Regions from separate parts of the Mus musculus genome. Here all the other regions are linked to region 1. The links are chromatin loops, found by intact Hi-C in ENCODE. Cell type or tissue: heart. All regions are shown on one strand.

Region 1 (8,000 bases):
GCCTTTCAGCCTTCCCCTCATCATGAGGGTGCCCCCAAGCTCCATTAGCCCCCCTTCCCCTGATAGCCCCTAAATCAGCCCCAATTATTCATGCAGGGGGTGTGCTGGGCTGAGCTGTGATTACAGCAAGAGTGGAGGGCTGGAGATGAGGGTCTGAGTGCCAGGCAAGCTGGCAGGAGGCAGAAGCAGAGCGGGGACAGGAGGGGCTGGACCCTGTGAGCACACGCAGAACAGTGACCATCTTGGGCACAAGAACCTGGAAGCCTAAAGTGTGCATGAAGGGGCGGGGTGTAGACTGAAAAGTGGACATTTGGGGGTCCTGGTGTATGAACCTCAGGAGCAGGAGGGGAATTAGTGGCATGTATCTGCAAGGGCCAAGCTTAATCTGCCCACCCTCAGTTGTAGCCAGATGTTTATGAGGAATGGGCTGGAAAAGAGAGTGAGCCAGCCGCATACATCCTCCCACATCTTTCCTGAGTCCCACTCCCTGCTCCGTGTAAGGCCAGGCTGGCCAGTGCCTACTGGGCAAGCTGGATATCCCAGGTCCTCTCTCTGTTCTTGTGTTTGCTGTCACCTCTCTGGGCCTCTGGAAACACAGAGCTGTGTGCTAGGAAGGTTGATGCTCATCCCTGGGAGCTGAGCTGAGTGAGAGGAGCGAGAAGGTCTGGTCTCCACACATAGCATCCTCTCTGTGCTTGGTCAGGGAGCCTCCTCTGGGAGCTGCGATGCTCTGAGCAACCTTCCTGCTAGGGAGACGCCTCTAGGGCTTCTTGTAAGACCATTCCCACTGAGGGTGGGAACCAGGCTTTCACTGGCTCCTCGGCCACTTCCCTGAGCCCCTTGGGTCAGAACAGCAGCTTCGTCCCCTGCCTCCAGGTTCCTCTTCTCCCTACAGTCTGCCAACACAGCCATAGTCCTTGTATGGGATCCCGCCCTGCCTCTGGGCAAGCTATTCCAATGGCTTTTCATCCCACACAGAGCAAAAGCCAGTAGCTTTACTGTGACCTAAGAGGTTCTTGCAAGATTTGGCTCTGATACCCCTGTCTTTAATACCCACCATCACCACACGCATTACATGCCGTAAACTACTCTGTGCAAGGGGTTGTCATTGGTGTGTGTGTGTGTACATGAATGAACGCATGCTACTGTCAGTGTGAGTGCACATGGGGAGGTCAGAGGACAGCTCCAGGTGTCACAGTCCTTAGCATCCATCCTGCCAGATAGAGGACCGAGAGGTCTGGAGTAACAGATGGGGGTGGGGAGAGGTGCAGGTGTTCAACCCGCCCATGTATGTATGTACATGCATATATACACATACACATATATAATGACTTGTATATAATGAATTATATAGTATGTAATGAATTTTATATAATTATTTTATTATGAATACATTACACATATATTCACTTACATGACGAATTTTAGTCACGTTTCCCTCCCTATTTCCCTCCTTCATCTCCCTCCCTCCCTCCCTCTCCTATCAGCACTCTTCTTCCTGAAGGAAGCAGTCCCTCTCGACTGACATGTCTTCCTGTTCATGGCCCACTGCATTTAGTTAATTATTTGCCTGCGTGTGGGTGAGAGGTTACTCAGTGGAGCAAGGGTAGCTTAGCAATGTTTACACCACAGTCCACTGTCCCCTTAGGAGGAGCAGGACCCCAGGAAATGCTGAGTTCACGTGTCCAGAGACATCTTTTTGCTGTGGACTCTTTCTGCCTTCCCCCTGCAGTGGTCTCTCAGCCTTGGAGGGGATGCTATAGCTGTCCCAGTTGGGATGATACGTCACCATTACTAATTCTCTGCACTTTGGTTACATGTTTCTGCGTTCACCCATGCCTGCTGCTATATGAAGCTTCCCTGAGCTATTCTCTGGGAATTCTGGGTGTGGACCTGGCCAGTGTTCATCCTCACGGATGATATTAAATAAAGATTGCTTTAACTGAGGGACAGGAAAAGGCTCATGGATGATATTAAATAAAGGTTGCTTTAGCTGAGGGACAGGAAAAGGAAGAGGAGGAGGAGGAGGCAGAGGAGAAAGAGGTAGCAGCTTTTCTGATGAAGGCTGGAGGAATCGCTAATATTGTAATAATGTGGCTATTTAGAAGGCAATCTGATGTGACTGTTTAGCAAAACAGTAGAAGAAACTATTTCTGGGACTCAAGTGTTAAACTTTCTTAGCAGGAATGGGATGTGGGCCGTAGGGCAGAATGCAATCCCAGAAAAAAAAAAGAACATGGAGCAGAACATCTGAGCACAAGTGGAGCCACACATATGTCTCACTTTCTTTCTGCACCTCAGTTGCCCTCATTGGTCATTTAAATGAGAAAGATCAGGTAATTTCCAAGGCTTCAAAAATGATGGGTCTTATGCCGCCTGACCTTGCGTTGGTTTTTACTGCCCTCTGCTGGACATTTTATGGTACCGCAGTCCAACTTCGTATTTCCTTCTCTGAAACACTGTTGCCATCCACTGCACCTGAGCTCTGCCCAGTTTATCATCAGAACAACTGTTAAACAGCATTGCCTGTCTCTCACCTGGATTATAATAATAATAATATTAGTAATTATTATATATCAGTATTATACACAATATTAGTAAGTATTATACACAAACAGCTTGGAACCACAATATCCAAGAATCAGGAATTGTCAGGACACAGCAATCCTGTTCTTGAATAGCCCAGTGCTGTCACCTGCTGTAGTAGAGAACACCCAACGGCCCAGAAACTTTATGGTGAGGGGAAGAAGATGGACATACGTGAGTACATACTCTATGATGACATTTACACGGATATTCTAGAAATATAAACTACAGAAAGCAAATCAAAACTTTCGTGGGGTTTGGGCTAGGGGTGAGGACGGAATCTGCGTCCTTACTGTAGCCTAGAGTAGGTACACTGGGGGAGATGGACTTTAAAACATTAGATTGACTTCTGTTGCAGGGGAGGGAATATGTACCATGCTATGGCACTGTTGTGGGCATAGATGACAAGTTTTGGGATTTGATTCTCACCTTCTACCATGTGGGTCCCTGGGTTCAACCTCAGGTCATCAGGCTTGGTGGCAAGCGCGTTACACCCCCTCGACCCCTCCCTGAGCCATCTCTCCATCCCCAGAGAGGGACATTTTAAACCACACTTTTATTGGGATGAACACATTTGTCTAAGCCAATGAAACAGCATGCTAAGTAGAATAAGCTAGATGTGGAAGGTCGGAGGCCGGAGCTGAGGTACATATAGCCTAACTTCACGATGGCTACCAGGGCCAGGGGATGCAGACTGAGTTTCAGTTTGGGATGAGGAGAAAGCTCTGGAAATTGACAGTAGCAAAGGTTTCGTATATGTGAAATACTTTATGCCACCGAACTGTATACTTAACATTTGTTGAAAGGATGTGTTTTATATTGTGTATGTTTTGCCACGATAAAGTTTTGGAACATTATTCATCAAGCCAAGTGGGCTTATTTTTATTATATGTCAATCACTCTTAAATAAAGGTGTCCCTGCTGTTTAGAATTCAACCTAGGGCCTGCAGCATAAGCCACACTCCCCCAGGCCCAAGTTGTCTTTGTTCTGAGACCTGACTGTGGTAGGTCGCTGAGTTCTTCGGAGCAAGCTGATGAGCAAGATCTGCTTTCTTTATGTAGCAGAATCCTGCTTCAACTCTTGCAAAGGTCCCAAAGATCTGACCGCGCAGGCAGGGTGCCCCTCCCCTGAAGGCCGCCAGGGGGCGCCGCCGGGCAGGAAAGAGGGGCGTCGGGTGGACCGCGACGCCGGGAGCCGGGGCTGTCAGGTTGGGCGGCTCTCCCCGTCCACTTCGCAGACAGGCGTGCGGAGGGCTGACCCCACCCGGCCGGGCTCCAGCCTCCCCGCGCGGACTTCCTGCCTGGGCGCGGGCGGAGGCCCACCCCCTTCCTGCCCGCGCAGCCAGCTCTGTCGGCCAGCAGGACCCGTCGGTACAACACGCCGCTCTGAGCTCCGAGCTCCGAGCCCCGAGGCAGGTGAGTGACCTGCCCTGGGCTCTGGAGCCCGAGACCGCTGGGCTGAAACCTGAAGAGAGGAAAGGAGGAGATGGAGTGGGGACTCCTGTGTGTGTGTGTGTGTGTGTTCCGTCTAAGTGGAAAGAGAAGAGAAAGGAGAAAGGAGAGAGTTAGGGGAAGAGAAGAAAGTGAGATCTAAGTAGAGAAAGCCGCCTAAGTGAAAAGAGAGAGAGAGAGGAGAGAAAGAAGAGAGCGAGCAGAGAGGGAGAGGGAGACCTAACTAAGTAGAAAAAGAAAGCTGCGTAGCTCTGAGGATAAGGAGCTAGGATGGGGACCAGCCTGGGAGAGCTCTCTTCTCGCCCTGAGGAAGGCAGCCTGCAAGTCTCCTGGATTCCAGTGTGCTGTTTGCTAGTGTAGAACCATGGTGGTGGTACCGAAGCCCTGAAAAGCAACCCTAAACCTTGTCTTCCCTCTATCCCCCAATTTCTTCTTTCTGGGAGGACCAACAAAACACAGTTGCCTGCCTGTCTCCTCCTATGTCTCGCGGAGAAAGACCCTGTTTAGTGTTCATAGTGTTGCCCCCTACCCCTGCCCAGGGAAGAGATTGGATTTGCGTGTCCTTTCCCATCTTGTAGGGGAGAGGTCAGCCATAGGCACCTACAGTCTCTGAGGCTTGTTTATTGTTGTTTTTTTGTTTGTTTTTCTTTTTCCTGGATGATGTGGGCCCATAGCCAGGCTGATAGTGTGAGCCCTGGGGCCCGGGAACCCAAGCTCCATCCAGCAAGGCCTCCCTCACTTCGCATCCCTGTTTCCAGCCTCTAGCCACGGACTCGTGACTCCTTGTTTTGGACTTTTAGTAGAGCCTGCTGCCCCAGCTGGGGACGGTGACCCCTGGTCCCCGGAGACTGGAACAGCGTGTGCTGGTTGAAGTTCCCAGGCTCAGCCAGGCCTTAGCTCTAGGCAGGGCCGGATAAGGGGTCAGTTCTCAACCCCTGCCTATGCTAGGCCTAGGGGGTTGGAGGCTGTTCTCCAAACCCAACTCCAGCCCACAGTACAGTGCCCTACCTCTGGCTGTGTGTGCATGGGTGAGATGGGTGTGGGCTGGCCTCCCACCTGCCAGCCTACCCTGCTTGGCTGCTCTTCCAAAACCTGCCCCCTCCCTGGCTTGCCTTTTTCTTCTCAGTGAAGGGTGAAGTGGGAGGGTTGGCTTCTGCTTCTCCACTCCATTCCAACATGCCCTATCAGACAACCCAGAAGAGGAAACCCTCCCCAGGCAGCCTGCTCCACCAGCGAGAAACCCAGAGAAAGATAGTTGCCACAGCCACTGTATGTGGCTTCTCTGAGGAAACTCCAGCTTGGAACAGGATGATGGCTCCTGGTACCTGCCCTGTGGGGCAGCCAGCGTGTGGGGTGGGGTGGGGGGAGCTAGCAGAAAGGCAGGAGGAGAGAGGATGGACAGACATAAACACAGACGCAGGCCAATGCAGACACACAGACTTGGCAAAACAAGGCCTGGGGAGAGAACTGTGCATATGGAGCTTGAGAACAAAGATGCCAGGTCGAGGAGAGGCCATGAGGGTGGAAGGAAGGGCACACAGAGTCTGCCTGAGGCCTGGTCTGAACCCCTGCTGTGCTGTAGCTTGTATGAAGAATGGCAAAATACCCACCTAGGGCAAAATACCCACCTAGTGGTGTAATCGCTAAGAGGAGGAAAAGGCTAGCCCTCCCTGTGTTTCCCTCATGTTACACACCTGCATGTCGCCTGAGAGTGACCTGCAAGCAGGACCGTGAGTGTGGGCACCTCTCCCTTCCTGTGGTTGCATCTGGGACTCAGTCCCTGTGTTTGGGAGGATTTGTGGACCATGATGGGCACTGTCCCAGGCCCGAGGGGGCAGGATGAGGACTCACATCTGCTCCACACCTGCTTCCTGCTAGGTGACTCGGAGCCTTGCATGTCTGTCCTCCGTTCAGACCGCTGTAAGAACTGGCCCCTTATCCCAGTCACCAGCTGGGAAGGTGGAGGGCGATCCTGAGGAGGTCCTGATCCAGGCCAGCATGACAGGTGGAGAGCCATCTTTCAGTTTGTGCTTAGTCTTTCTGCATTCCGCCTTTTTTCTTTTTCTTTCTTTCTTTTTTAAGATTTATTTATTTTATGTGAGTACACTGTCACTGTCTTCAGACACACCAGAAAAGGGCATCAGATCCCATAACAGATGGTTGTGAGCCACCATGCGGTTGCTGGGAATTGAACTCAGAACCTCTGGAAGAGCAAGCAGTCAGTGCTCTTAACCACGGAGCCATCTCTCCAGCCCTCCACCTTTGTTTTTACCAGTCACTCTGCACTGTGTCTGGGGCTTTGGGAGGTCTGATGGGGAGCAGAAGAAAGGACCACAGCCATTACACTCAGTTCAGTGTGTCCACCTGTCCCTGCCACACAGCTGCTGTGGGTGCTGGCTGGTACCAGATGTGTGGTGAAGAGCCTTGCCCAAGGCAAGTCTGACATGGTGGCAGACAGTTGTTGATAAGCGTTACAAGCCAGCTAGGTGGTCAAGGTCCAGAGCTCCATTCCTAGCACCACCAAGCAAGCCTAGACCAGTGAAAGAGCCCTGTGTCCCAGGGATGGTCTTCAAGGAAACCTTGGACTATGCCAGTGTTGGAGAGTGATGCACAGGGTGGGTCTCACAGAGACTGAGAGCACAGGCTAGGGAGTGTAGCTGCCATAGAAGGCTGTCCCTCAGCCCCTCCCTAGACAGCAGTGTTCTGCTCTCAGCCCTGGAGTGGCCGAAGTTAGCTCTGCTTGTTCCCAGAGGAGGCACAAGGCTACTGACTGGCTGGGTCATTTCCCTGTGTCGGGGGGAGCGTCCCACTTGGAGCCGGCTTCTGAGTAGAGCTATAGGTAACAGACAGAGCCATTGGGGGGGGGGGCTTGCCTTTTTAAGCCTAGAGGGCAGGGAGGGAAGGTGAGGCTTGAGTTTGGGGAGTTTCTTGGTTGAGTCTGGTCTCGAAGGCTGAGAGGGACCAGACATTCTGAGGAGGCTTGAGCAGAGGCAGCTGCACAGTGAGAGGCATGTGGGACCCTTGGCTTCAGTGAATGTCACAGGGCCAGATGGGTGTTACTGGCCTTTCCTGTAATGGGGGTCCACAGAAGATGGTGGAAGCAAGCAGGAGCCAGAGCAGAACTGCACTTTGTGAAAAAAAAAATTCTCTGTATGTAGCCCAGGCTGTCCTGGAATGAATTATCCTCCTATCTCAGCCTCCTGAGTGTTGGGATTAAAGGTAAAAGTCATCTTGCCCTGCCAGAATTGTACTTTCTGAAGGTAATGTCTGGGTGGTGGTAAGGCAGGCAGGCTAGTGGGGTAGCTATTCTCCAGACTTGTCTCAATCTGGTGGCCAGACACAGCCCTTGGGCAACACGTTTTACAAAGATCGTCCTATCCCCTTATTAGTGAAAGGGGCCACCTCTCCCCAGGTGGCAGTCAGGGCTGGAGCTGGGGCGGAGACTGGCTTAGATCTGAGTCAGAACCCTGCTGGTTCTCTATTTCCTGATGAGTAAACAAGGCCTATGGTAGACCCTCTGGCCTCCGCTTCCTGAGCCAGCAGCGGGCCAGCCTCTCACCCTGCTCTGCCCCAGCCTCTAGTCAGCCTCTCTCAGGCTTCCGGCCCCTCCATCCGGCAGACATGCCTGGCGTGCCGGAGCCTGGTTCAGCTGGGTGAATGAAGGAGGGGCCCCGTGTTTGAATGTGCTCATGAAGACTTTGTGGTGTGAGGTGCCACTGGGTGGTCAAGGCTGGCAGTGCTAGCTCTGCTGTGGGGAGAATGTGGAGGTCTGGGTTGGGGTCTCACTCCTGGCTGGGAAGGACTACATGAGCCTGGCTCAGCGATAAAGGCAACTCAAGAAAAAGCAAAGAGAGACAGAAACTAAAGAGCCCACCTCAGAACCGAGCTCAGAGGGCTCAAGTGACATGACCAAAGCCACATAGCTTGTGACAGGGACAGGACTAGACTCTCTAGACTGAGAG
Region 2 (8,000 bases), 220 kb before region 1:
CCCTCAGCACCTGAGACCAACAACCTTCACCCTACTTGAAAAACTGTTAGCAGAGGGATGCTCGACATGATAGATGTTAGCGGAGGGATGTTCAAAAGACTGCTTGGTCAGTGTACCAATTATAGCTGGGGCACTCCAGCAAATTTAATCAGCCCAGCTTCTCCTTCCTCCTCCCCTGCTGCTACCACTGGCATGTGGGCTGTGTTCTCAGCAGCCACTGCTGGGGAGTAGTCTGAGGGACCTAGTCTGCTCTGTTGGTTAAAGGAGCCATTGTCTCTGGTCATCTGGACCAGAAATGGAGTGGATGCTGACAGCTCCTCCAGTACCTAGGCGGGGCCCAGGAAGAAGGCTGGAGAAGGCTGCCTGAGGCTGGCAGGAATTCAGGTCTCATAATCCACAGCCCTGGGCTTCTTCCCTTCCTTGGCCTCTTCCCGCTGGCTGCTCAGGGCTCACACTGGTGGCAGTCTGAGCCAGTCAGGAACTGGGAGGTGAGAGTGAGGACAGGCCCTCTGAACTCGGGGATGGACTGGAGTGATGGCCAGCTCCAGGCAGAACTGCTTACCTTCCTGGTCTGGAAGATGTCTGGGCTGGGGGGCCCGGGACCCTCCCCTGGAGAGCTCACCCTTAGGCTCCTCCACCTCGCTTCTCTCCCCTGTCAGGTGACTGTATCCCCAGCCCCTGCCACAATGGTGGGACATGCTTGGAGGAGAAGGAGGGTTTCCGCTGCCTATGTTTGCCAGGCTATGGGGGGGACCTGTGCGATGTTGGTGAGTTTGTGGAAGGACGTGGGGGCAGGTCCAAAGCCTGGAGCCTACCCCAATATGCTAGTTTCTGAGGTGGAGGGAGGTCACTGGTTTGGGCCTTGCCATGAATGACTTCAGGCAAGTTACATAGCTAGTCTCAACCTTCCTGTCACTGTTCTGTCTCCAGAGCGGGGAGGAGGACATCTTCTCCAGCATGGAGGACTGCACAGGCCAGGGGTGGAGAGCCAGCTGACCTAGCCACTGCCCAAGAGCCCTCTAGGCTCAGGCCTCCTGGCTGCACTTGAGTGGCTCTGAGTCCTCCCCTCCTGCTGCTAAGCAGCTGGCTAAAGAAGCCAATCTAAGACCTGGCAGCCCACCCGCTTCCTTCCCTGTGCTCCAGGCCTTCATTTCTGCAGCCCTGGCTGGGAGGCCTTCCAGGGAGCCTGCTACAAGCACTTTTCCACACGAAGGAGTTGGGAGGAGGCAGAAAGTCAGTGCCGAGCGCTAGGTGCTCATCTGACCAGCATCTGCACCCCTGAGGAGCAAGACTTTGTCAACGGTGGGTGGGGCCTGACTTCCTGCGCATGCTCCAGGCCAAACCCACTCCTCACCCACAGCTTCCTCACTCACGCCTCTTCACTCCTCCCTCTCTCTCCCTCTTTCCTCTCTCACACCCCTTTCCCCTTCCCTCATCTTTTACCTCTCACTCACCCGGAGACCTGTTGTGGGGAGATTGGGCCCATGGTGTCCGACATTTGCGGGGCTGCCTAGGCTGCGGGGGTGGGGTGTGTGTGTGTGTGTGTGTGTGTGTGTGTGTGTGTGTGTGTGTGTCTCCCTGCTTTCCCGGATGCAACTGTTTCCCTAACTCTGTGGTAGCAAGGTTTGCTCCTCTTCTTTCCCTTCCAAAGTGCTATTCTCCACCTGCATGTCCTTGCGCCATGGATGTGAAGGTTACTTACGAAAATAGGGAGACAGGCTAGAGAGATGGCTCCGCGGTTAAGAGCACTGGCTGCTCTTTTGAAGGGCCCAGGGTTCAATTTCCAGCACCCACATGACAGCTCACAACCATCTGTAATTCCCGTTCCGGGTTGCCCCTCTGATGCCTTCTGGCCTCTGAGGACGATGCACACAAGTGGTGCACAGACACAAATGTATGTGAAATACATACAACAAAAATTCAAAGCTTTCAAAAGAAGAGAATTTAGGGAGAGCCTTTATGATAGCAAATCTGATTGTCTTCCCTGGGGGGGGGGGGGGGAGAAAGACAGAAAAGGTGGGTGAACGCCGTCCATCTTTGGCTGCTTTCCCAGCAGAAGAGGCTAGGTCTGAGCCAACAGCCACAAACCAGCAAGATTTGGGGAGGTTTTTGGATGGACTCCCCAACAGGTCATCACTGGCCCAGAAATACTGGGCTTCCTGCTCACTGCACCTCTGGCTTTTCTCTCTAGATCGATACCGGGAGTACCAGTGGATTGGGCTCAATGACAGGACCATCGAGGGTGACTTCTTGTGGTCAGATGGTGCCCCTCTGGTGAGGACTGTCACTGCACTGTAGTCTAGGTCACTTCTTGGGCCTTTCTGCCCTCAGTAACCGTCACTGCCTCTTCCTCCCTTTCTGGCTGTTTCGTTCCCCTTTCCCCTGGACCCTTTCTTTCCGCATGCTTCTCCTCTCTGGCTCTTGTCTCCTTCCTGGAGAGCCCCTGTTCTCTTATTCCCCCTCCCTGCCTGTCCCAGTCACCAGTCCCTGCCCCTCCATATCCTGGGATACCCCCCAAGTCCTCCCTCCAGTTTTCTGGGGGCATTTCCCCTGGTACTTATGGGGTTCAAGCGTCTCACCACCTCCTCCACTCCCCCTTCCCAGCTCTATGAAAACTGGAACCCTGGGCAGCCTGACAGCTACTTCCTGTCTGGGGAGAACTGTGTGGTCATGGTGTGGCATGACCAGGGACAGTGGAGTGATGTGCCCTGCAACTACCATCTATCCTACACCTGCAAGATGGGGCTTGGTGAGGGCTGCCGAGGGAAAGGGTGGCCGGGACTGCCACGAGTGAGAGGAGAGCAAAGCTACCCAGAAGAGCCTGTCAGGGTGTACCCCAGACTGTGGGGGGGTTGACACACCACACTGACCCCCTTTTTTTTTGGTCAACTGTGGCCATGCCTTTCCTCCCCGTCAAGTTTCTGGGAGCCATCATCCACAAAGCCAGGCTCCCAGCTTCTAAATGTGTACCCCTTGCAGTGTCCTGTGGGCCTCCACCACAGCTACCCCTGGCTCAAATATTTGGTCGCCCTCGGCTGCGCTACGCGGTGGATACTGTGCTTCGATATCGATGCCGAGACGGGCTGGCTCAGCGCAACCTGCCGTTGATCCGCTGCCAGGAGAATGGGCTTTGGGAGGCCCCTCAGATTTCCTGTGTACCCCGGAGGCCTGTAAGTGACAGGAGGAAACAGGTAGGGGGCACCAGCTACTTGGCAGCCCTAGGCTCAAAGACCCATTATGCCTGCCATTCACTGACTGAGCTTGGAGTGACCACTGCCTCTCGCTGAGGCTAAGAGAAGGAAATAGGCTGGAGCTCTGGAGACCTCGTGGGTGCAGATGGCTGAGAACCTGCAACCACACTTGGGCTCCTAAGGGCAGAGCAAGTATTTTGAAAAGGGCAGGGGTTAAGCAGCAATGACCCAGGTTATTAAGGAGGAGCGCCGTGCAGAGGATGGGTGTGTTTGTCTTCCATAGGGCCGTGCTCTGCGCTCCATGGACGCCCCAGAAGGACCACGGGGACAGCTCTCGAGGCACAGGAAGGCACCGTTGACACCGCCCTCCAGTCTCTAGGGAGCCTGGAAGACTGCTGCCCCCAGCAGGACCCTCTCACATCAACTGCCAGTGCTCTTCCCCATGATAGGGGGTGACGTGAGAGGGGTGGGACTGAAATTCAGAGGACAGCGCTCGAAGGGGTTTCTGGGAAACACTTGGGTGGCTCCGCCCCCTCACACAAGGGCCTCAGGTTTTACCCGGTAAGTCCCTAAGTGCCTCAACTGCCCTCTCATGTCAGCTGCCTCCTTGTCCCTCGATTTCGTTAGGGGACACTGTGCTATTCGTTCTTGATTTTCAAAGAGTTTTTAGGATGGAGTACCAGCAAAACCAGGTGGAAATAAAGTTGTCTGAACCCAAAGTTTGATGCTTCTGTGTACATGTGGACATTCAGACAGTGTTAGGCAGACCCTCCAAAGGTAGGTCCCGCTGCGATTATTACCTTGCAAAAGGTCAGAAAAATCACCAAGAACTTGAAGAATAGAGCAATGCCTGGCGTAAAATGGTTGCCTAGCCGGCGAGGATTCACCACTGCCTGCATCAGATCACCAACCGAATGAAGAATTGGGTCTGGGGAGAGGGGGACCCCTGGTGGCCTCATTTTGAGCTCCTGAGAGTGCCTCCGTTCCTGCAGTGCTGAAGGGAAGGTTGGGCAGCGACAAACAGAGAAGGAGGCAGAGGATATTAAAAACAAGCTAAGGGGTCCTCCGCCACGCCAAGGGGCTCACAGGCTGTGACCAGTAGAGGGCGCTGCAGATACAGTTATGTAGCTCTAGAGGGCGAAGTAGATCCGGACCAGAGAGGAGCCAGGAGGCCACCAGGGGGAGTCGCGGTCTTTCTGACTTGCGGGGCAGACCTGGTAGGCGTGCGGGGCAGAAAGTTGTGCGGGGGGGAATGCAGGACTTCCGGCTGACAAGACTGGGCTGGTCTCGGCTGAGTCAGCGGAGGCTGAAGCGATGAGGTCACCGCAAGCTAGGAAGTGGATGACCAGTGCCTGAACCAGCCAGAGCTCCTTTAATTGGCTGGAGTCCCATCCTGAGGGAAGGCAAATGATGGCTGCATATCCTCACACCTGGTTCAATCAGCATTGAGGGCCACGAGGACGCATGCCTTATACCCATTAACCCACCTGGCCATTCTTAGTCCTTTTCTAAAAGCCAGGCGACAAGAACAAAAACAAATGGCAAAAGACACTGAGTCCCAGACAGAGGCTTGGGAAGGTAGCGCTGAGGACCTGAGACTCTGCTGGCCCTTCTTCCCTAAGAAAGCACGGATTTCTCAGACCTCACCACCTCCATCATCATCCTCCTTCCTCCAGCCCCGGGGCTCATCTGCCTGCCCACACAGCCAACCCAGAATAAGCAGAGAGTACAAACTGGTTCTTAAGGATCTACAGGGAAGAGTGGACCCTGCTTTATCCTGTATCGGCTCATAGTTGCCCATTCAATGCGTTCTGGGGGTTGTCGGGGCATTTAGCTGGAACTGTAAGTGGATGAAGACCCAGGATGATGGATCCCGAAAAGGAGCAGGCTAGAGAAGAGCCAGAGTCTGTCTTTTGGGTTCAGAACTCACGGTGGGTGGAGCACGGTGGGTGGATGATTTCTATGTAGCATGGTGAATTTGTGGCAAACTGGGATTCCCGGCCCTTTCTCCAAGATTTTCATCATCAAACCTCCCACTTGGCACAGGTCCACCATCTTCTCTGTTCTGTGGGTAAGGAGAGTCCCAGAAGTGGATGGGAGACTAGAATCAGAGTCCTCCCTCACCTGCTGGGCCTCTCTGGCAGGGCAGCAAACAGGAAACCTCCTCCTGGCTTGTTGAGCTTCCTGGGGAAGGGGGGGGGGGAGGGGAGGAAGAGGGAAGGGGGTGTCCTGGAATAACTCAGCAGTGCCCTGAATGGACAGTAGCTAGCCAGTGCCTCGGGAGTCACACATAGAGCACCAGCACACCTCTTTGGAGACTTGGAGTAGGGCCACACCTCGGCCACGGCTGCCAGCTGTCACTGTTGGGACCCTGACTGTGTGCCCTGACTCTCAGCCTCCTCCACATATGAGTTGAGTGGGGTCCCCATCAGGATGTCTTGTTCCCCGGATTTAAGAGGTATTGGAAAAGAGAGACCCACCCAGGGCAATAGGTAGCAGCTTGAGCGTTGCCCAGGGGGCACGGCGCTTAGGAGCCTGTGATTTGGCCTTCTGCCAGGTTCCTGCTGCCTCTGGATGCTCTGACACATTCCACCTCCCAGTTCTTCACCATACCCTTGCCTCCCACAACACTGCCTGACTTCACTTGGGGCCTTTGTCCCAGCCGGGAGGCCCTGTCTGTCGGCCTGACTCCTGCGTGGAGAGAGAAAGGGTCCCATTGTCCTAGTGTCCACAGTGACTTAGCAGTTCCCGAAGACTTCTAAAAATTCACCTCCTTGTCAGAGATCTTTTTCAGGCTCTGTAGTCAGATCCTGACCAGAGTGCCTGCGTAGGTGCCCCCTCTCTCAGAGCCTGATGCAACTGGCTCTCCCTTTCCCAAACGGAGGTCCTTCCTGATGTCTGCCTTCTATTTGGCTTGCTGCAAAAATAGCTAGCTTCCTCCTGGGCAGAAGAACTGAAAAGTTCATGGACAGAAAATGAGGAAAGGCTAGGAAAGAGGCAGATAGGATGTGAATGCTCTCCCACTGGGCCAGTGGCTCAAGTGATAGGCTAAGTGGGTGGACCCTGAGTCTCAGGCTACCCAGATGCCTTGGTGTTTAAGTGGATTGTTAACAGAGAGAAGGCTTCTGACCACTTAAGACTGGAATTAAATACTACTCATATTTAATACTTGTACTGGCTGGTTTTGTGTGTCAACTTGACACAAGCTGGAGTTATCACAGAGAAAGGAGCTTCAGTTGGGGAAATGCCTCCACGAGATCCAGCTGTAAGGCATTTTCTCAAGTAGTGATCAAGGGGGGAGATCCCCTTGTGGGTGGTGCCATCTCTGGGCTGGTAGTCCTGGGTTCTATAAGAAAGCAAGCTGAGCAAGCCATGGGAAGCAAGCCAGTAAGTAACACTCCTCCATGGCCTCTGCATCAGCTCCTGTTTCCTGACCTGCTTGAGTTCCAGTCCTGACTTCCTTGGTGATAAACAGCAGTGTGGAAGTGTGAGCTGAATAAACCCTTTCCTCCCCAACTTGCTTCGTGGTCATGATGTTTGTGCAGGAATAGAAACCCTGACTAAGACAATACTCAATGAAAGACAGCCCAAAGCTCCCTGGCCCATGTTCTGCTGACCCCAAGAGGCATCTGGAGACACTACATTATTGACTAAGATATGTTACTCTGTGCCTCAGTTTCCCCCATTAGAGTCAGCTGAAGTTCCCTCTAAGGTGTCTGGAACTCATAGCCATCCTGGAGAGGCAGAGCCATTCTGGATGCCTGGTGGGAGGGGAGAGAGGCAAGAGAAGGGAAAGTCAAAGGGATCATTTTGTGCTGAGTGAGGTCCATTAGTGGGAACACAGGGCCCCAGAGAAATCAGGGGGATTTCAGAGCTAGCCAAAGTCTCCTGAGGAGGCACCCCTTTGGGGCCTAAGGCCAACAGATTGTGAGCAGCTGATCCCACAGCTGCAGGGTGGGGGTTCCTCGACAGAGGCCTCCTGGCACCTGCCTCAGTTTATTTATGGAACCGCAGCTGAGTTGTAAGGGTGAGGAGGGAGGTCCATGATTAAAGGGGACTCTGAAAGGGAAGAAGAAGTGCCAGGACCTGGGGTTCAGACAACTGGGCCCCATCCTTTTGGGATAGGGCATACAGAATGGTCGTTAGATTATGGGGTGGCAGGAGGAGCCCCTGGGCACCAGGGCTGGAGAGGGCTGAGGCTAGAGGCAGGTTTACTATTCCTGACCTGCTGGCAGATGTTGAGTTAGGAGGTGGTGTGAGAGGGTTCAGGGTGGAGAAAGCAGGGGAAGCTAGAAGAAGAAGCACTGGTTCCTTTGCGTACCAAAGCAAACTGCTGGAGGCTTCACGCCTCGGCTCCTCTGCCCCTGAACCAAGCGGTGCCCACAGCTCTATGGCAGCTTCATGCTCTAGTGTGGTCCTAAGGTGGCTCCTGGGCTCAGAGACAGCTGCTGGCAACCTTTCTTCACTACCTGAACCAGGGTAGTTCAGGCTCTTCTCCCTCCTCTCAGGAGGACTCACCGCTAACTTCCAGCCTTCCTGCTGTTGAGCCCACCCTAGAATTTAGCCCTCTCCCTGCCCCCCCCCACACACACAGATGGGGTGGGACGGCATACAATAGAAACTTGGGGCCTATCCCTACGGCCAGAGTCTTCTCTGGTTTTCTGGGCTGGGTGGGCTCCCCTTCTACCGGTAGTACAGATAGCACATTCCAGACGAAATGAAACTACATTCCTTCGTCCCCCCACCAGAGAGGCTGGCAGGGTTGACAGCAGCTGCATCAGCATGGGTCAAGTGGCAACAGCTGGCATC
Region 3 (8,000 bases), 200 kb before region 1:
GTTGTCTCTTTAAGCATAACCATCTCTTCTAGTCCCGAACCTGGGAGCAGGTGGGCTCAAGTTTATGCCTACCAAGCTGCCAAGCCAGACAACCTCTTTGATCTCTGGGACTCATAAGCCTCCATCACAGACAAAAACATTACATAAATACATGTAATAAAAAGTTTTAAGTGGATCTGAGGGCTGGACAGATGGCTCAGTGGTTAAGAGTGCTTGCTGCCCTTGCAGAGAACAGGGGTGTGGCTCACAGCACCAGTGTGGAGCTGCTCACAGCCTATAACTCCAGCTGCAAGGGACCCAGTGTCTTCTGGGCTCTTAAGACACCTGGACACATGGGGCCTATACACAAATACACGTAAATAGAACAGTTTTACAGGGTCAAGTTTCGGGGCCCTTCAGCCAAGGAGACAGTCAGTACTGTGTACCTGTATGTAGCCACTTCCAGACTAAGGGACATCTTGAGGTGTGCCAGTTGCTGCCCACCTTCCAGGATCTGAGCGATCTGACTCTGTAGACCCTGCTTCTCCTGCTCCAGGGCTTCCACAGCCAGCTGCAAAGCAAGCCGGCAGAGTGAGTGGGAGGGGCCTCTGCTCTGGGCCATGACTCTCTTCACTGCTCACATCTTTGTAGGGCAGAGTCCTGTTCCTCTACCTGCGTTCTCCCTGTCTGGAGCACTGTGCTGGACCCCCGGACAAGCACAGGAAACACTCCAGGCCTCTCCTAGATAGACCAGGCTTCTTCTTAGGATGCTGGTTAAATGGTAACACATGCTATTGAGAACCTAGCTCCCACGGGAGGAGATGGGATAAAGGAGAGGAGATGGGTTACACAGCGGAAGAGGAGGCAAAGTGGAAACAGAAGGAAAAAGCAATTTATCAAGAGTCGCCTCGAGAAGGCTTGGAAGGAAAGCAGCTGGGCCACCACTGCCCCCGGCTCCTCATAGCAGGCTGGGTTCCTCCACTTCCCACTTGTTCTGGAATCCTTCTCCCCCAAGAAGAGTGGGCAGGTGGTCACGTCGGGACTTCTGTCTGGGCCAGGCAAGAGGCTGTTTTCTCAGCTGTTGGTCACATCTGTGCAATATGAGGGGGAGGGTGCCCCAGGCCTTTGGAATGCGCTTCAGGGAGCTGAGAAGCCTTGACACAGAGAGGGGCTGGTGGTCTGCGGTGGCTCACACTGCCTTCCTTCACTATGGTTGCTAGGAACCTTCTGGTGGGGAGAGAGCATGTGTTGGGCACCTTCTGATTGACAACTGCATAGTGAAGGGCACAGGGAGTCACCCTAGAGAGGGGTTGCCATTCAAAGAGTGAGGAGCAGCTACAGTGGGTATTGGCCTGCGGGCCTTTCAAGGGGGCTGTGCTAGGAGGTCTCAGAATTCCATCCATCCTGCCTGTCTGGACAGGGAAGTCTAGGACTTGTGCTTGCTCTGAGCAAGGACTCCTGAATACAGTTGTCCTTGCCCCCACCCCTTTCCTGAAGGTCTCTTGCCATCCTAAGTACCTCCTAGGGCTTGGTTTTACCAGGGACAGGGTGGGCGTGTTGGTGACCCTCCTCACCTGGAACTTTTCAGTGGCCTGCAGCCGGTCCTGCCAGCGGCCTTCCAATCTCTGTTCCAGCGCCTCTCTGCGCTCCTGGAGGCTGTCGCGATCAGCCTGCAGCTGCTGCACCTCTAAGCGACTCTCCCGAGCGCCCCGCACGGCTTGGCCCAGACGCTCGCGGGCCTGGCCCAGCGAGCTCTCCATGTGAGCCACGCGCTCCTGGTAGTCACGCACCGCCCCGCGCCACACTTCGCCTAGGCGCCTGGCCAGCTCCTCGACTTCAGGGGCCCGGATGGGGGATGCGTGGGCCGGCGCGGGGGGTCGGCGCGGCGTACAGGCGGCCTGGGCGTTCAGGTGCGCGCGCTCCTCCTCGTGCGACGCTCGCAGAGCCTCTAACTCGCGCTCCAGCTCGGCAGCCTGGGTGCTCAGCCAGCCCCGCGCATTCTTCTCCGCCTCGAGCGCGCGCCGGCTGCAGGCCGCCTCCTCGATGGTCCGCTCCCGGGCGAGCCGCACCTGCTGGCACCGGCCCGCCACGCTCTCCAGCTCTTCGGCAAGGTTGTCGCGCTGCACCTCAGCCTCGTGCTTCTCCCGCCAGCGCTGATCGACGAGGACCCGCAGGGCTGCCAGCTCGTCGTCGGCTCGGGCTCGCCAGGAGGCGTCCCCGGACTGCGCCCGGAGTCCCCCAAGCTCGGCACTGAGCAGCTGGTTCTGCTCCTCCAGCGTCTTGACCCGGGTCAGGTAGGCCTCCAGGCGTCGATTGAGCTCCCACATCTGAAAAGATTCTTCCCCGACGCAACCCTCCATGTCGCTGGTCTGGCCCCCCGAGGGCAAGCGGACGTGGAGCACTAGAGAAGGGAGTGGCCCTTGGAGCTTTTAAGGGGGAGAAAGGGAGTAGCGGCGACAGTGACCCAGCGGAAGCGGAGGATTCCAGCAGCGAGCTGAAGCGAGGGTATTCATACTCCCGCCGGCCGGGCGGAAAAGGGGCGGTCCCTAGGCCTTAACCCTTTAGAGTTCAGTGCAACACACAGCCCGGGTCCCTGCATCATCCCAGCTCAGCAGAGAAGAATCAAATTGTAGCCTCGCCCTGGCGGGGATCCCGTCCGGTGCGGGTGATTTTCCGAAAGAGGCTTGAGATACAGCCAGACAGCCCAGAACACCCTAAGATGCACAGAACTGGGCCCCAGGACCTCCTTTCTCTACACTCTTACTCAAATCCTCTAGGACTCAGCTCCTCATTTATAAAATGGCTTGGTGTTGGAAACCTCGTGAACTGTTGGAAAAACGGACGGTGCAGTGTTTTGTGTATAACAGTAAATACTCACCCCCAAGAGAGGCAACATTGCGAAGAAACACTGCCCGAAGAAAGAGGAGCCCACTGGTACTGAGGGAAGTCTGCCAGTGCTCCGGAGGCTGAAGTAGGATTGACACCAGCCTGGGTAGTAAACACCACCACCACCCCTTTTCTTCAGATGGTTGGTATGGCTATGTAGATCAGGCAGGTCTCAGGGACGCTCCTGCCATAGCTTCCCCAGTGCTGGGATTAAATGCCTGTGCCAGTACCCCTGCCCAGTTAATGTTAGCAGACACAATGCCCAGTTCGTACCCGCAGAGGGACGTCCTACCCTACCCTACCCCGCACCAGGAAAAGGAGACTAGCAAGGGAAAGTTTTTCTCCTTTGAAGTTCGATCCCTCTTGTCATTTAGTGAAGAAGTTACGCGGCTCTCAAGAGAGCCCCCTGGTGGCTAAGCATGAAGTTTGGCGAAGAAAGAAATGAAGCTGTAGATTTTCTACAAGGGACCAATATTTCAGGCTCAAATATTTGAATGCTTGCTCCCCAGGTGGAGGACCTGTTTAAAAAGATTGGGGCCGGGCAGTGGTGGCACATGTCTTTAATCCCAGCACTTGGGAGGCAAAGGCAGGCGGATTTCTGAGTTCGAGACCAGCCTGGTCTACAGAGTGAGTTCCAGGACAGCCAGAGCTACACAGAGAAACCCTGTCTCAAAAATCCAAAAAAAAAAAAAAAAAAAAAAAAAGGATTGGGAGGAATGGCCTTGTTGGAGGAGGTGTGTCACTGGGGGCAGGCTTGTGCTTGTACATTGAGACCTGAGCTCTCAGCTGCTGTTCCAGTGCCATAACCGCCTGCCTGTTGCCATGCTCCCTACTGTGATGTTCAGGACCCGCATAGTGAGCTGAGGAGAGACTGGTTCCCACATGGCATACTGTGGCATGGTGCACCTGTACACACACACACACACACACACACCAATAATAAGAAGAACAATAATAAATCTAAATTCTTTAAAATAGCTGTTTGAGTCAATGACATGAGTTTCATCAAACTTTGTTCAGTGAGGCCAGTTTAATCCCTTTAACCCCAGCACGCAAGAGAAAGAATAAAGCCAATCTCTGAGTTTGAGGCCAGCCTCTACATAGCAAATGAGTTCTGGGCCACCCAGGATTACATAGTCAGATCCTGCCTTAAAAGAAAAAAAAAATAGGGGGCTGGAAAGACTGCTCAGTAATTAAGAGCACTGACTACCCTTCCAGAGGTCCTCAGTTCAATTCCAAGCAACTACACGGTGGCTCACAACCATCTGCAATGAGATCTGATGCCCTCTTCTGGTGTGTCTGAAGACAGCTACAGTGTACTTATATATAATAAATAAATAAATCGTTCAGTGAATTTTGACTTGGGATTAGGACAAAATTTCCAAAAATGTCTGAAATGGTCCTAAACATACTTCTATGGGCAGAATCGTTCATACAGATTGGCATTCTCAGCACTGATGGTTACGAAATCAGGATATCTGGGCTGGAGAGACAGACGCTCAGTAGTCAAAAGCACTTGCTGCTCTTCCAGAGGACTCAAGTACCATTCCCAGCACCCACATGCAGCTCCAGGGACATCAAAGCCTCTGACCTCTGCATGCATCCACACACAGATATACACGCCCATGCACACACACACACACACACACACACACAAATAACAATAAACTATTTTTTTAAATTAAAGTATGGATCAATTCTGAAAATGTTGAAGGTGTTCCATCATGGACCTGAAGTACCAAATGTTCAGGCAAGATTCAGCTCTACATAAGCATAAACAAGCAGGCCAGGCAGTGGTGGCGCATGCCTTTAATCCCAGCACTTGGGAGGCAGAGGCAGGTGGAGGCAGGTGGATCTCTGAGTTCGAGGCCAGCCTGGTCTACAAAGTGAGTTCCAGGACAGCCAGGGCTACACAGAGAAACCTGTCTCGAAAAAACAATAAGCAAGCAATCCTTCCCATTCGCAGGGAAATCTCCTTTCATCTTTTTTTTTTTTTTTAGCTTACACAAAGCAATTCATTAACAGAAAATAATTTGAGAAGTCCTGTTCACAGATGACAACCATGATGACCCTCTTCCTTCCAGTGCTGTCAGAGGGGATGGGGATGACAACTTCTATCTGCCCAATCCTCATCCCAGAGCTCTGAGGGCTGACTGGGCTCCAGGTCCTGGGGTCTTGGTCCTGTTTCCTCCTGTGGCCCGGAGTTTGATACACAGGGTGGTGATGCCCAGCCCCTTGCACCTCTGGGCAACATCCTGGGCAGCCAACATGGCTGCATACGGAGAGGACTCATCTCAGGCAGCCTTTACCTTCATCCTGCCAGTCACACGGCAGACGGTTTCCTTGCCAGAAAGATCAGTAACATGGACAAGGGTGTCACTGAAGGACGCAAAGGTCTGACAGGCAACAAATACATTCTCTCCTTCAGTCACCTGAGGTCCAAGGCTGGTGACCTGTTCTTCCCTCTTTTCCTTCCCCTCGTGAGGTGCCACTTCTGAACGTTCTCCCCAGACTCCCCCACCCCTTCTTTTATCTTTTAAAAATGGAAAAATCATCTGTATACCAGAGATTTGCTCTAACATAAATGTCTTTATGATTATCAGTATTTGGCTTGTATGCCTGTTACATACTTGCTACTGTGGATCATGCAAATGTTCCTCGGGCACTGAGGTCTCCAGTGGAAAGAGGATAAGTGGCCCTTCTCTGTCCTTCTCAGCAGAGTTCCTTGAGCACTGATCGTGTTCTAGAGAGACTGCGGTGCCTTGCACAGGGCTGTGGCTCTGAATTCGCCCCTTCCATCTCAATAGCCCTGAATAAGTTAGTGATGTCAAATGTTTGACTGGAGCACACAGGTGAAAGCATGTCTTACTAAAGCAAACACGTGAGAGGCTGTTTTCCTGAAGCAGACACAGGTGAGAGGATGTTTGGATATAGCAAACACATGAGAGGACTCTTGATGAAGGAGTATAAATATGACCCCACAGGCAATAAGAGACGAGCACTGAGTTTTGTTTGCTCCACCTTGATATTCTTCGCTAAAGGCACACATGTATTGATTCATCATATATAGTGTTGTTGGGCTCACCTTGTGATAATGCTGCCACCGAGAGAAACTCACCCAAGCACTGCTCTCAAGGTTCCCGAGGCAGCTTGCTGCTTCTGCAGCCTCACCTCAGGCAGGCTGGTAAGCCTGGCAGTTTCTTCAGGATTGAACTACAGCTGCCTGGTGTCTGCTTGCTGAGAGAACTGGACTGTAGCTGCTGGTTCATGCATGGTGTCTGCCTGCCTAGAGGACTGGTCTGCAGCTGCTGAGTCGTATTTGGTGTTTGCTATGGGAATGAACTGCTGTCAAAGCAAATCGAGCTTGTTCCCAAAGAACTATTGCTGAACAGGTCCACTTCCACCATAGCCTAATAACTTTTCTCTTCTACTACCTTTGCTGGGTGGTAGGGATAGAACCCTTATTAAAAGTAGGTTGCAAAAAATTTATACCTACAGGGAACCCTCTCTCAACCTTTGGGGGCTGCATTGGTTACAGATGGACCCCAGGACACCATGAATACTGGACAAGTAATCTTTGAGCTGTATTCTTGGCTTTGAGGAATCTGTGAGACTTCAGCTGCAGTGTTGTGGTTGTTGCTGTTATTGGTTTGTTTGTTTGTTTTAAGAGCAGCGAGTACTCTTTTTTTTAAAAGATTTATTTATTATTATACATTAGTACACTGTAGCTGTCTTCAGATGTGCCAGAAGAGGGTGTCAGATCTCACTGTGGGTGGTTGTGAGCCACCATGTGGTTGCTGGGATTTGAACTCAGGACCTTCAGAAGAGCAGTCAGTGCTCTTAACCGCTGAGCCATCTCACCAGCACTGTTGTTATTGTTGTTGTTATTATTATCTCCTAAGACCACAGCATACAGCATATGGGCCACATGCCACTACACTAGGTAAGTGCAAAACAGATCAGCAGCCATTTGGAGCAAGAGACACAGAGAGATAGAGACAACAGAGAGGAGTGGAGATAGAGAGAGACAGAGCTACAGGCAGGACCAAGAAAAGTAGGACAGAGAGACAGAGGCCCAAAAACAGAGACAGAGAAAAGCAACAAAAGATAGAGACAGAGAGAGAAGAGACAACAAGACAGAAAAAAACAGTGACAGAGATCCCTAAGCAAGCCAAGGCCTCTCTGGGCAACCCAGGAAGAGGCCTGTCCTTTTCCCTGACGACTGAAAGTGGGTAGGGTATGGTGTTTCATTTACCGGTGCTGGGGCCTAAACCTAGTGATTCATGCATGCTAGGCAAGCACTCGACCATGCTGAATGTTTTTATTTTAGCCGTGAATCGAGTAGAAACCATGTTTATCAGATCTACATTCATGAAAAAAAAAAAAAAACAAAAAACAAGAGATCTTGACAAAATAGGAGAGAAATGAGCTAGGCCTGGCATTACATCTGTAATCCCAGTACACAAAGGGTTCAGTCAGGAGTACAAGAGGTCAACATGGCTAGAGAGATGGCTCAGCAGTTAGGAGCACTGACTGCTCTTCCAGAGGTCTTGAGTTCAATTCCCAGCAACAACATGGTGGCTCACAACCATCTGTAATGGGGTCTGATGCTCTCTTCTGGTGTGTCTGAAGACAACTATAGTATACTCATATACATAAAACAAATAAATCTTTAAAAAAAAACAAAAATCAAAACAAAACAAAAAACAAAAACAAAAAAACAAAACAAAAAAACAAAACAAAACAAAACAAAAAACCACAATAAAATCCTAGAGGCATGGTGGCCATCAGGGTTTCCGTTGCTGTTAAGAGACCCCATGGCCAAGGCAACTCTTATTAAGGACAACATTTAATAGGGGCTGGCTTACAGATTCAGAGGTTCAGTCCATTATCATCAAGGCAGGGAAGATGGCAGTGCAGGAGTTGCTGAGAGTTCTGCATCTTCATCCAAAGGAAAGCCAGGAGCAGACTGTCTTCCAGGCAGCTAGGAAAAGGGGAGGGTCTCAAAGCCTACTCCTACAATGACACACTTCTCCAACAAGACCATACCTTGTAATAGTGCTACTCTCTGGGCCAAGCATATTCAAACCACCACAGTGGCCCATGCTTCTAATCCCAACACTTGCAGGTAGAGG

What was found. Peaks named below come from ENCODE experiments on the same cell type or tissue, not always from the same donor. Only the 100,000 strongest peaks of a DNase experiment are listed, where the experiment ranks them.
Region 2: it touches region 1 in a loop (2.5-fold over the local background); 2 of 42 quality-filtered maps call a loop at or near these places.
Region 3: a loop joins it to region 1, with 2.3 times the contacts of the local background. A loop is called at or near these places in 2 of 42 quality-filtered maps.

Annotation. Positions count from the first base shown.
Region 1 is chr3:87,764,880-87,772,879 of GRCm38, reverse strand. Pear1 (platelet endothelial aggregation receptor 1) reads left to right here and starts at 3,927. Exons shown (of 25, transcript NM_152799.2): 1 at 3,927-4,002. In heart, CTCF peaks have their summits at 2,417 (motif pointing left) and 3,717 (motif pointing right); DNase peaks (open chromatin) are centred at 3,839, 4,899, 6,789, 7,619 and 2 weaker places; H3K4me3 peaks cover 2,451 bases; H3K27ac peaks cover 4,096 bases; H3K27me3 peaks cover 4,394 bases.
Region 2 is chr3:87,983,442-87,991,441 of GRCm38, reverse strand. Bcan (brevican) reads left to right here. Exons shown (of 14, transcript NM_007529.2): 9 at 660-767; 10 at 1,144-1,302; 11 at 2,192-2,274; 12 at 2,605-2,749; 13 at 2,980-3,170; 14 at 3,475-3,911. The coding sequence ends at 3,570. Among named protein-coding and RNA genes, the nearest start is that of Bcan, 13 kb to the left of the region's middle. In heart, a CTCF peak has its summit at 4,301 (motif pointing right); DNase peaks (open chromatin) are centred at 3,691, 4,361 and 5,381; H3K4me3 peaks cover 2,877 bases; H3K27ac peaks cover 4,616 bases; H3K27me3 peaks cover 2,863 bases.
Region 3 is chr3:87,965,542-87,973,541 of GRCm38, reverse strand. Nes (nestin) reads right to left here and starts at 2,449. Exons shown (of 4, transcript NM_016701.3): 1 at 1,554-2,449; 2 at 426-550. The coding sequence starts at 2,339. Gm32518 (a long non-coding RNA gene) reads right to left here. Exons shown (of 3, transcript XR_375786.3): 3 at 7,816-7,849. It also overlaps the pseudogene Gm3745. In heart, a CTCF peak has its summit at 3,275 (motif pointing left); DNase peaks (open chromatin) are centred at 1,791, 2,451 and 3,081; H3K4me3 peaks cover 3,322 bases; H3K27ac peaks cover 2,642 bases; H3K27me3 peaks cover 747 bases.